Regions from separate parts of the Mus musculus genome. Here all the other regions are linked to region 3. Evidence: chromatin contacts called from ENCODE POLR2A ChIA-PET data. All regions are on one chromosome and are shown on one strand. Each heading gives the region's core, a stretch centred on a gene start or an enhancer-like site at or near the end of the contact. The rest is flanking DNA. Distances are from core to core; before and after follow the strand shown.

Region 1 (4,295 bases), core at 571-3,070, 130 kb after region 3:
CATACTAAGCAAGTATTCTACTACTGTGGGGCTTTTGTTGTCGTTGTTAAGTCTTTAGAGATTATTTTAATGTGTATAAGTGTTTTATCTACATGTATGTTTGTACATCAGCAGTAAGAGCAGTGCCTGAGGTGTCAGAACAGGGAGTCACGATCCTCTGGAACAGAAGTGAGATGGTTGTTAGTTGGTGTGGAAGAGTATCCAGCACTCTTTTTTTTTGTTTGTTTTGTTTTTCCAGACAGGGTTTCTCTGTGTAGCCCTGGCTATCCTGGAACTCACTCTGTAGACCAGGCTGGCCTCAAACTCAGAAATCCTCCTGCCTCTGCCTCCCGAGTGCTGGGATTAAAGGCGTGCGCCACCACCGCCCTGCTGTCCAGCACTCTTAACTGCCGAGCTGGCCCCTCCTCTGCTTAGGTTGATAGGTTTCTTGGGTATTACAGTTGGCTTTTCTACTTTCACATGTCTGCTGATGTAATCTGGGAGTTACATGTGCTAGGTTCTACCACTCAATTGTATTTTCTGCCCAGACATTTGCTCTTTCTCTGTTCTATGGCCATTTCCTCCCTACCTGTCATAGTCTGTTGACTTGTACCATCCACCATACTTGAGTTTCTTATCTTTGTAGTCTCTTTATTCCTAGATTACTCCAAACCTTCTGTTGTCTACATGTCTACTTTTCTACATCATTTTAAAAGATTACTTAGTCTTATGTATATGGGTGTTTTGTCTGCATATAAGTCTGTGCACCATATATATGCAGTGCCTGTGAGGCCAGAAGAGGGTTCTGATATCCTGGGACTGAAGTTACGGATGGTTGTGAGTCACCATTTAGGTTCTAGGAATCCAACCTGGGACTCTGGAAGAGTAGCCAGTGCCTGGTCTTATCTGCTATTTCTCTAGCCACTCTAATTACATATTAAACACTGTTTCCCCTACTGGGTCTAAATAACCTCTCTGTGAGAACCCTATCTATCCCCAGTTCTATTATGTTGTGCTAACCTGTTTCATTACTCTCATGTTTATTTCATGGGAAGGAATGTTTGGCCTCAGTCTCATTTACAAGTTCCCTACCATTTTTATGGGTAATTTTAAGGTACCCGAAACAAATTTCCAACGCATTGAGATTTCCCTGGAAGTGCACACTTTTAGACTAACTTTTGAAATGACTTTCTCTCCCCTCTCCAAGAAGGACTTGGAGCGCCTGACTTTTCCTTTACAAGAGTTAGTATGTGCCATTGAACCTGGATTTTTTGAGACAGATATACTGTACCCCAGGTTAGCCCCAAACTCATGTCAGCTCTCCTGTCTCAGCCTTTCAAGTTCTCGGGTGACAGGCTACTTGGCTACCTTGTACCGGAATGAAATAAAGTCTTTAAATACACCCACCAACTACCCTAGTTTTGAGCCATTTCGTAACACTATTTTTCAGAGAAAACAGGAAGTCTTTCTCTACTCTACCTGCAGCTTCGACGTATCCTGTTCGTCAGCTCGAGCCCGCCCCTTCGCCGCGGTCCCTAGTTACCTCTAGCACAATGACTAACGTCACTTAAGGCCTCCGTTCCGCCCCTCTGGGGAAGGGGGCGGGGACACGCGTGCCCTCCCTACGCATGCGCACCCCTGCTCTCCGCCTTGGTTCCGGCTTCTCCTCCCGGCTTTCTCCATTCTCGAGCGGCTGGCTCCTGGGGGAGGGGAATCGTTTCAGCCAATCGTGTGGCACTACGACGCCGAGGCGCTTACCTCCATCGGTTTCAGCCAATGAGCTAGCCGTTCTCTCACGTCACAGACTTTGCCCCCTCCTATTCCCCTGCCACTCTGGCCTCAGTCCGCGCAGTAACAAGGAGTGCGCGCTGCGACACCTCCCAGTTCCCCCGGCCCCGCCGCCATTTCGTCGCCGGGCCTAACGGTTCGGCCAATCCCGACCCATATTGAAAAGAGCCAGTGCTCCACCAATCGGAGGCCGCTGCCTCCGACCTCACCTCGGGCCGGCCCAATCCAGGCCGCGGCCCCTCCGCCCCGAGCCCGCCCCCGCGGCGTCCTTTCTCCTCCCTCTTTGTGCGTCTGGCGCCGCCGCCGCCCGCCGCGTGAGAGGACGGGCTCCCCGCGCTCTTCAGCCGCGTAGTCGGGTCCCCTCCCCCCCACCTCCAGCTCCCGGAAGGTTCGTGAAGGAGAAGTCGCCGCGGAGGACGAGGAACCGCTGCTGCCGGTCCCCTGGGGCGCCATGGCGACCGGAGCGAACGCCACGCCGCTGGGTAAGCTGGGCCTACCAGGCCTTTCCCCACTTCCTGGGCCCAGAGGCAGCTTCAAGCCCAGCCTATTGGCGCTCGGGACGCCGCTGCCGGGGGCCCTAACCACGGCCTTGTCCTTAGCGGCGGTGCCGTCACCGCCGCCGCCCCCGGCCTCGTACCCGCCATAGCAGCCGCCCCCGCGCCGCCGCCGCTCTTTTCAGCGAGGGTCGCCTCCGCGCCAGGACCAGCAGCCGGGCCAGCCCGGTGGCGGCGGAGGTGAGTCGGGCCGATAGAGCGCGAGAGTCGTCGGGCGAACCGAACCGGCCGACGGAGGGGCAACGCCACCGCGGTTGGACGCGGCGAGGACGCGCGCGCGCGCACGGGAGGCCCGGGCGGACGCGCCACGGGGAACGCGCGGCCTGGTTTGGGAGGCTTCGATTGCGCACGCGCACCGCGAGAACCAGAAGGGCGGGAGGAAGCGTTCTTCGCGCAGACGCAGTGAGGCGTTCAGGCTTTGTGGCGCAATTGTGGTAGTTTTGGAAGAAGCCACCTGTTGCCCCCTGAGCTCCTGCTATGGAGGACAGGAGAGTCAGGTCCACGGGACGACGTGGTGTGAGTGGCTCCCTTGATGGTTTTTAGCAGCCCCGTGGCAGGAGTGTCTCCTTTCACAGTGAGGCGAGTTCGGAAGGCTACTAGGGATGCTTGAGTTCGATCATTTATTAAAGGTTTTCTCCTTTTGTTTTCTAGAAGGTTCTCAGAGTGACCAGCTTTCCCCGTGCTGTTTTAAAAGGCTTTTTCTCTGGGCCTGTAATCTGAGAAGTAGAAAACCTTGTGTGGTAAATGTAGGGAAGAATGTAATAAATCAGAGTTCTGATGACAAGTGTCCACTGGTCAGGAAAACTGATCTTTCCACGAGTAAGAATGGTCATATTGAAGGATGGCATGTTTCCCACAGTAATGTGTAGCAAGAGATTTGTTGTGTACTCTTGTAGCTTGAGTTCCAATGCTTTGTGGGCCTCATTCCAGTTTCCTCTTTTCTGCCCTTTAAGGCATTCAGAATTGATAATATGTATCTGTACACTTCTGATTCTGGGTTTCTGTGCATTAAGTCTTGGAAGCAAGGGCATGATGGTTCATGCTTTTAATCCTAGCACTCTGGAGGCAGAGGAAGGTGGGGCTTTGAGTTTGATGCCAGTCTACATAGTTTAAGACTGCCAGGGTTCTCTAAAGGGACTTCTGTCTCAAAAAACAAACAAAAGATCCAAAGAGTTGGAGATATGCATCAGTGGTAGAGCTCTTACCCAATATATGCAAAAACTCTGATGTTAACACTACAAAAGAAATGTGTTCCTTGTTACATTCTCTAGTATTTTCGTTTTAAAAGAACTAAATGTGAACTGTTCCTTAACTTTCCTGACAGGAGGATCTTTAAAATGGCTGCTTGTTTTCTCTGACCTCTGAGATTTCTTTCTTTTTAAAAATTTAGGTGATTTCAGTTTAGTTTTAATTATCATGAACTGCTTGCCTTCTGGTTCATATTTCTGCCTGATGGGCTCTGTCTGTCTTTAGACTTCCCAAGTAAGAAGAGGAAGAGGAGCCGATGGAACCAAGACACAATGGAGCAGAAGACAGTGATTCCAGGCATGCCTACAGTTATACCCCCTGGACTGACTCGGGAACAGGAAAGAGCTTACATAGGTAAATACACGTTCTACATCCAGGTGCATCTTCAGATTGTTACTGCAGATTGTTCTGAGTGATGAACCTGTTGAAAGTCTTAAGATTTTAGTCATGGGAACAAGGTGTGATGAGCTATGCTTTCATAGCTGTGTAATCCGTGATTTGCTTGGCCAGTCCTGCATTTGCAGCTTCTTGTTTGGGCCTGCTCTTAGCTCGGCAGCCCCCTTCTCAGCTGCTGTTCTTGCTCATTGGTGAGGTGAATGCTATCTTCCTCTCTGGACAGGCCCCAGTGGAGAACACTGCAGGTATTGTAAACCAGTTGCTTTTTTGTAGCATGGCCTTTCACCATAATGTCATGGTTCCCTTTCCCTAAAATTGTGGTTTCGTTTT
Region 2 (3,851 bases), core at 1,041-3,540, 99 kb after region 3:
TGGGTTTTTTGTTTTGTTTTTTTGTTTTTTGGTTTTTCAAGATAGGGTTTCTCTGTATAGCCCTGGCTGTCCTGGAACTCATTCTGTAGACCAGGCTGGCCTCAAACTCAGAAATCTGCCTGCCTCTGCCTCCCAAGGCATGTGCCACCATGCCTAGCAATTTTTTTTTTTTAGTAATTTTTTTTATTGAAGTTTATGTGTACGGGTGTTTTGCCTGCATGTATGCCTGTGTTCCACATGTATCATGGAAGCTAAAAGAGGACATTGGATTCTGTGATATCTGATTTACAGACAGTTGTGAGCCACCACCGGAACCTCTGGAAGAGCAGTCAGTGCTCTTAACAGCTGAGCCCTTTCTCCAGCCCCAATTTTTGTGTTTGTTTTCTGAGACAGGATCTCACTATGTAGCCGTGGCTGGCCTGGAACTTGTTTGCAGAGTACTAGGATTAAAGGTATGCATCACCATGACCAGCCCCTCTTCAAAAGAATAATATATAGTTTATTCTAAAGCCAAATTTGAGTAACCATGGTCCAGGAATACAAATTTAGGTTAATCCAAACTCCATGTTCCAATATGACAGCAATTTCTTAGCTTTACAGAACAAAGAAACTTAAAAATCAAAGAAACTTTAAAATGCATGGGTAGATGTAGCTGGATGGTGATGGCTCACACCTTTAACCCCAGCACTCAGGCAGAGACAATCAGATCTCTCTGAGTTTGAGGCCAGCCTGGTCTACAGAGTGAATTCCAAGACATCCATGGCTACACAGAAAAACCCTGTCTCTAAAAACAAAAAACAAAACAGACAAACAAACAACCAAAAAAGAAAGAAAGAAAGAAAGAAAGAAAGAAAGAAAGAAAGGAAGGAAGAAAGGAAGAAAGAAAGAAAGGAAGAGGTTCTGCTTGTATATGTGTGTGGTGTCTTTACACCTGTGTAAGGAGCTGCTCAGATGTGGAAAACAGAAAGATCACATATCCTTCTTTATGACTCTCTCTGTCTTCTTCCCTTTACACAGGCTCTCTCTCTGAACCTGCAGCTAGGTCGTTAGGCAGGAAGTCCCAAGACCCTCCTCCCTTTAACCCCCACACTGACCCCATTCCCCATCCATGCCCTATAATGCTAGGATTCCAAACGTATAAGTGAATTCTGGGTATTTGAACTCAGGTCCTCCTACTGGTACAACAAAAGGCTCTCAGCTGCTACATCATCTCCTCAGCTTCATCTATTGAGGTCTTGGTCTCAGACAAAAAGACTTCGTTTTGGAAACAGGGTCATTACAGACTTCGTGAATTAAGATGAGGTCATGAAGCCTTGTGGGAGGGGTGGTGCCATGTGGACTGGTGGTGAACATCTATAATCCCAGCATGGTGGAGGCTGAGGCAGGAATATTGTGAGTCTGTGGCCAGTCTGAACTAAAAAGCAAGATCCTGTCTAAGGTAAAACTGACCTTGAACTTCCTGATTTTTTTTTTCTTTTCTTTCCTTAATTTTATTTTACCTATGTGTGTGCATAAGGTGCCTGCTTGGAGCCTGCAGAGGACAGCAGAGAACATTGGACCTCCTAAAGTGGGGCTAAAGACCCAGTTGTGAGCAAACATGTACATACTGGGAACGCAGGGTCCTGAGCCAGAGCCGCCAGGGCTCTTAACTCTGAGTCATCTCTGAAGTCCACCCTGAGTTCCTTGCCTCTAATTTCAAGGACTGGTATTGGATCATAGACCAGTCTTGCCTTGAGCTCACCAAAATCCTTCTGCCTCCGCCGTACTGTGTTCAGCCTTGCATTCTTTTTAGGTGTGGATGTTTCGTCTGCCTTTTTATGTGTGTGCACCAAGTCAAGCTTGGTGGAGGTCAGAGAAAAGCATGGGTCCTCTGGAAGTGGAGTTACAGATGGTGAGCCACAATGTGGGTGTGGGGACCTAAACTTGATCCCAGGTCCTTTGCAAAAGCAACAAGTGCTCTGAACAGCTGAACCAGGTCTCCAGCCTCCTTGTAGTGTTTTAGAGCAACAGTTTCCCTCACATCTTAAACTGGCCATAATACACACTGCAGGGGCGCTACTGCGCCTGAGTTTAATCCTAGGACTACAATCTCCCAGAAGTCACGGAGGAACTTCTTCTGGCGTGATCCTAGATGACCAATCGTTGAGGAGCTCAGCTTACCCGCCCTGGAGCAGCAGGACTACTTCTTCCATAAGCCATTGCGGGTTTGGCTGTCATTTTCAGATTTAGAGAGGGCCGGGTGAGCAAGGACTCCCCATTTCCCAGCAGGCAGTGCGGCCATAGGAGGCGCGGGACTTCATTTCCCAGCAGGCTTCAGGCGGCGGGCGCCGCGGTGCCTTGTGTGGGATGTAAGCGCGGAGGTGGGCGCGGGGGACCGAAGCCGGGACTCTCCTTGGGACTTGTGGGAGGCTGGTTTGGGTTTGCCTTCTGGACAGGCTCCAGAGGGCCGGGTAGAGATTGTAGGGACTGGAGGGGCGGCCTTTGAGGGTCCCCAATAGGTCTTTGGGAGCAGCCTCATCGGGGCTGGGGGTCCCGGAATTGTAAGGAACTAGAAGGCCCTATATAGCCTTGGTTGAAGGGTCTCAGAAACCGAGCCGCCGCCCGTGAGCACAGGACGAAGCGGCTGGCGAAGCAGAATTGTGGCGGAGGGTAGAGCCTTAGCCGAGCCTGGGAGGGGGCTCTCTCGCCGAGCCCGACCCTCCCTCCCTCGGCTCGCCCGCAGGCCACCGCCCGCCGCCATGGGGCTGAAGGCCGCCCAGAAGACGCTGTTCCCTCTGCGCTCTATCGACGACGTGGTGCGCCTGTTTGCTGCAGAGCTGGGCCGAGAGGAGCCTGACCTGGTGCTCCTGTCCTTGGTCCTGGGCTTCGTGGAGCATTTCCTGGCTGTCAACCGTGTCATCCCCACCAACGTGCCGGAGCTCACCTTCCAGCCCAGCCCCGCACCCGACCCTCCTGGTGGCCTCACCTACTTCCCGGTGGCCGACCTATCCATCATTGCTGCCCTCTATGCCCGATTCACCGCTCAGATCCGCGGCGCTGTGGACCTCTCCCTCTATCCTCGAGAGGGAGGTGTTTCTAGTCGCGAACTGGTAAAAAAGGTCTCGGATGTCATATGGAACAGCCTCAGCCGCTCCTACTTCAAGGACCGGGCCCACATCCAGTCCCTCTTCAGCTTCATCACAGGTTGGAGTCAGACAGGTGGTCAGGAGAGCAAATGAGTGTTGTCTTACCTCTTCTCATGTCTGAACAATATGGCTTATAGCCCTTTTGAGACTTGTAAACCTTGTGTGGTGGGGCAGGTATTATTTCTCCTTCGCAGTTGTGGAAAGAGAATTCTGAAGAGGGGAATGTCAGAATGACAGGGCTGAGACTGGAACCTGGTCATTTGGTGCCAGCTTTTACTCCCCAGTCTTTCAACAGTCCCAGCCCTGCCATTGAATAGCCAGAGGGATCTGGCAGCCCAACATATGGGGAAAGAAGGTGGTAGCAGACTGGGGAGGTAGGACAAATGGGTGGGTACATTTGAGACAATTAAGATTATACCTTTGAAAATATTTTGAAAGGAAGCACGGGCTTGACTAAGGACAAAGTGCTTCAGCTCTCCGTGCAATGTACTGAGCAAGCATCTGAGGCCTCTTGTGAGCTTTGAGGAAAAAAGTGCAGAGATAAATCAGAACATGAAGAAGGGAGGGGTGGGGGTTCGTGGGGTCATGGGCTTGCTCTCCTTGACACAGTCTGATAGCTGTACAATAGACACTGGGTTAAGTCATTATGTTAACAGAAGTACTTGGTGTAGAAAAGGGAGGGGCAGTTTCTGGCTGGGTGGACCTGAGATCCAGAAGGGTTCTGGG
Region 3 (4,043 bases), core at 1,393-3,892:
GTGCGCCACCACTGCCTAGCATGGCCAAGCACTTTCTAAGTACAATGAGCACATAGAGCTTGAACCTGAGGCCTTGCACTGAGTTTTACCACCAGCCCTCATCCAATTCTGGACTGACCCACTTCCCAGCAGGCAACTTGCTCCTCTGGACAATCTTCATCTAAACACCAAGCTCATGCAAGTCAAGGGCTGGAGACCCAAGGGTGGCTTGACACATCCGTGTGTGGATGTGGTTCAGCAGTGATGGTAAGGTTGAAAGCAGTGGACAGCCCAGGCATTCAGAGCCCAAGCGTTTCTGATCAGACTGGGCGAGAGGGTTTCTTAGAATAGCCCATGCCTGAGTCAGACCATGGAAGACAAGTGGCCCAGAGGACAGGTACCCTAGGCCCAGCTCACTCAAGTATAGGGACAACAGGGAGAGGAAATCCCGAGACGGTGTCGGGCAGCAGTGAGACCCAGTGGAAGTGGGAGCACGCGCCTGCGACCAAGCTGAAGTGTATGCACTTATTCCTCCCACACGGGTCCCAGAGGTAGCCTGAGAGAATTCTTGTTCCCCGAGCGAGGCTGGGCAGTGCTTACCATGCGGATGATGTCTGGGTAGACGGGCTCGATGAGCACACCCCGGGTGCAACCCACACATTCCACCAGTTCATTGAGGGCTGCACGCTTCACCTCCTTCCCCTTGAGGTCAGCCACGCAGTCCAAGAAGTCAAACATCACCCCACATTGGGCCAGTTTCCGGCTCAGCAACTCATGCAACTCAGAGGCTGGCACATCTGCGGGGAGGGACAGGGAGACCTCCTGGATCTAGCCGCCAAGGGCTCTGGACGGGATGGATCTCCACCTCCCTCAGGCTGACTTTCCAGGAAGCTTCAGCTGCCCCCATACAAGGTACTCTGGTACAGCTAGCAAACAATTCTAGTCCCATCCTTCACTCCCGGGAGGCTGAGGGGAAAAAGTGGTCCTCTCTTCTAATCCAGGATCAGAGACCTCATGACTTTAAAGCAAGATCACAACCCTGGGTATGCAAGCATTCCCCACCCCTCCCCAGACACTTACCTCCCTCAACACATGGAGCCAAAAGTAGAAATCGGGCCAGGAAGTGGGGGGTGGGATTTAGTGATCACAGGGCATCATGCCAAGCACCTACCCCAGGACCTAGGCAGCTGGCTGGACTGATAGGAGCCTCCTGAAACCTAGGCTGTGTGCCCCACCCTTGGCCCTTGCCTGCCCCTGGCACCACTTCCAGATGCCCCACCTCCAGAGATGACAGGCCAGTCAGGCCATGCGTCAGCAGAGGCCTGGAGATTGGGGGTCAGTTCCAGTGGAGTTCCTAGCCTAAAAGAGATCCAAACTCTACCAGACCTCTGCTTCTCCCTTGGTCCTCCCCTACCTTGCTTCCTTCTGGGTACCCTGGCAACCAACAACAGCTCACCTTTGAGCAGGGGCAGTGGAGTGAGCTCTTGCTGGTTGCTCTGATAGCGGAACTGAGAAGAGCTGTGTGAGCGACGGGGCCGGGCCCTGCGGAGGGACCTGCGGGAGAAGCCATCCACCTTGTCTGGTGGTGGCACTGGAGACAGCCCTGGGGAGGAGGGGCTTGTGGGGGTGCTCGCAGGGGGCAGCTTCGTCTCCATGGCCAGTGGACAACACGGGTCAATCTTTCAGAGCCCAGGGGGCTCCTTGTGGGTCTGGAGTAAGTTGAATGAGGCCACACACACTAACTGGGACCCATCCTGTCCAGCATGTTTCAGGGGGTGGGGGAGGCACGGCCACAGTCCTGACCCCCCCAGGGCCTCTGGCAACTGCCCAGTCCTGGGGGGGCAGGTAAGGTAGAAAGGCAATGGCTCAGGTCTTTCCTGGGGATCCAGAAGAGTTCCAGTCAGGGTTCCCACGCTGGCTCTTCTGAGAAGTCAGGTTAGAAAGGTCAGCAGGAGAGACACAGAGAGCAGGTCGGTTCTTTCCAAAGACAGCCCGCGTGGTGCAGTTGCTCCCTTACTTCTTTTCCCTCCTTCCCTCGCTAGACCCCAAAACAAGGGCGCAACCATGCCCCTCCCTTCTTCCAGGCCCAAGCTCTAAAGTAGCCCCTCCCCAAATACGGCCTATGGCTACTACTCAGGATGGGGACTCTATTAGCATCCCCAGATCCTTACAGCAGTGTGACTCCAGCTCCACTAATGTCTCCTGTCTCAGTGCACTCACCCAAAAAATGAGGGTCCTGTTCTCGTGCACCCCCTTTCAGACCCTAGCATCTCTCCTCATATCCCGCTCCTTCCTGGTCTCCAAACCTCAATGTGGTATTGGGGTACACACTCACTTCTCAGAAACCCAGACTTTGGTCGCCGACCCTAGAGGTTGCCTCGGTGGAAGAGACGACGGTTCAAGGGTCCTTAGCGGTGGTTCTGCCGCTCGGGGCGCTGGGGCTGGGCGGCGGCGCTCCTGGGTTCGCTCCCAGGCTCTGGGGGTGCTGGAGCATGCCCCCAGCTCAGCCCCAAAAGGGGTCGGGCACTCGGTGGGCTCTGGGCTGGGCCCCGGCAGCACGCGACCCTCGGCAGATATCCCGGGACTCAGATCAGCGCGGTGCAGCGCAGCGGGAGCCCCGGCTCGCTGCGCACCGGCACCCGCCGCCCAGCTGCTCAGGATGACATCAAGTCACCTCCCCCCCTCCCGGCCCGCACCTCCCTCCGCTAGGGGGGGCTGCGTCAGGGAGGACTCGGGGCCTCTGGGAAATGTAGTCCCCACCCTGCTTAAAGGAAGCAACCGAACTTTACGGGTAACCTCGGAGCTAGGGGAGGAACTCAGTACTTCCGAGAAAAGCTGAGGATTTTAAAACCTGCAAGCAGACTGGGGCAGAGTCCAGCTCAGAACTGGACTCCCGAATTCTGGAAGGGACACTGTGTAGGGAAAGAAAAGGACTCGGTGTTGGAACCTGCTAATGCAAGACAGAGTCCTACCTAGCATGATGTGCCAGGCCCACAATTTGGTCTGAGCCATCTGTCCCTCAGGCCATCCTCTCTCCTCATACTCAGCCCAGATTGAAGCCGGACACTTACAAAACCCCTTGCATCCGGCGTTGGAGGGGTTAACAGTCGGGTTTGCGTTAGCGCCTGCTGGGAGGGGTGTGGTTCACTAGAGGCTCTTGGGAAATGAAGTCCATTCTCCCGGCCTGCAGTGCCCCTCCTGTCACTTACTGTCCATGGTGACATCATGGTCTGTAGTTTAAAGGGACAGCCCTGGGATGCCAAAGCAAGGAGGGCAGAAGGTGCTACCCTGGAGCTGCCCCCATCCTAAGGCACAGTACCTCCCAGCTCCTCTGGTGCCAAGATGTGCCTTGGAGAGTGGGGAGTTCTTGATCAAAACCCCATTGCTGGGTATCAAAGGCTCAGCTGTATTCCAAGAGTTTGGCATTCTGGCCAAAAGTTCCCAGCCTGCAGTCCCGGGCTCCCTTCATAGTACCTGGTCGCCAACACTCTATTCCCTACAATGACTGTGAGACCTTTATCCTGAAGTTTTACCTAGGTGACAAACTGGTCCTTGCTGAGCAGCAGGAGAGAGAGAGCAATGAGGTTGGGGGAATTGGGGTGCTTTTTGGCCCCACCCATTTATGGACCCTGGTGATCACTTAGTGCTGCAAAAGAAGTCTGTTTACCTAAGAAGTGCCCACCTTAGAGCAACAAACAGCCAAAGCCTGTATCGAGGACACTGTTCTAGAGTCTAGCACCTCAATGGATGGGTACCCAGATCAAGCGATGGCTACCCAGAGACAGTACTCCCTTTGCTCAGAGATAGCAGATCTTCACTTCCCGTTTTGCTCTGTTCTTCACCTGCCAGACAGAACAGGAACCCCTAAACTACCACTTGGCCCACCTCCAGGGCTCAGACATGGCTTCCCTCCCCCTTACTCCCTAATAATAAGCCGGGAAAGCCAGACCCACAGAGCCTCTTCCCGCCAGACCAGAACCCAGAGGCCAAGGCAGGAGGGACGCCTTGCTGCCTGTGACAAGGTAGTGCTCTCCACAGACTCTCGGCTGCAGTGTTCAGGCCAG

The links. ChIA-PET counts read pairs that join two places held with the same protein, here RNA polymerase II (POLR2A).
Region 1: POLR2A ChIA-PET joins it to region 3 with 18 read pairs in Patski. The contact joins the promoter of Sf1 here to the promoter of Ppp2r5b in region 3. POLR2A ChIA-PET finds 5 or more read pairs at or near these places in 4 of 5 experiments (Patski and embryonic stem cell).
Region 2: POLR2A ChIA-PET joins it to region 3 with 22 read pairs in Patski. The contact joins the promoter of Men1 here to the promoter of Ppp2r5b in region 3. POLR2A ChIA-PET finds 5 or more read pairs at or near these places in 4 of 5 experiments (Patski and embryonic stem cell).

The regions. Positions count from the first base shown.
Region 1 is chr19:6,361,870-6,366,164 of GRCm38, forward strand. Sf1 (splicing factor 1) reads left to right here and starts at 1,821. Exons shown (of 13, transcript NM_001110791.1): 1 at 1,821-2,249; 2 at 3,795-3,923. The coding sequence starts at 2,219. Gm14966 (predicted gene 14966) reads right to left here and starts at 1,841. Exons shown (of 3, transcript NR_168058.1): 1 at 1,738-1,841.
Region 2 is chr19:6,332,723-6,336,573 of GRCm38, forward strand. It overlaps Men1 (multiple endocrine neoplasia 1), which reads left to right and starts at 2,291. Exons shown (of 10, transcript NM_001168489.1): 1 at 2,291-2,360; 2 at 2,723-3,183. The coding sequence starts at 2,739.
Region 3 is chr19:6,233,198-6,237,240 of GRCm38, forward strand. It overlaps Ppp2r5b (protein phosphatase 2, regulatory subunit B', beta), which reads right to left and starts at 2,643. Exons shown (of 14, transcript NM_198168.3): 1 at 2,315-2,643; 2 at 1,436-1,902; 3 at 580-776. The coding sequence starts at 1,634.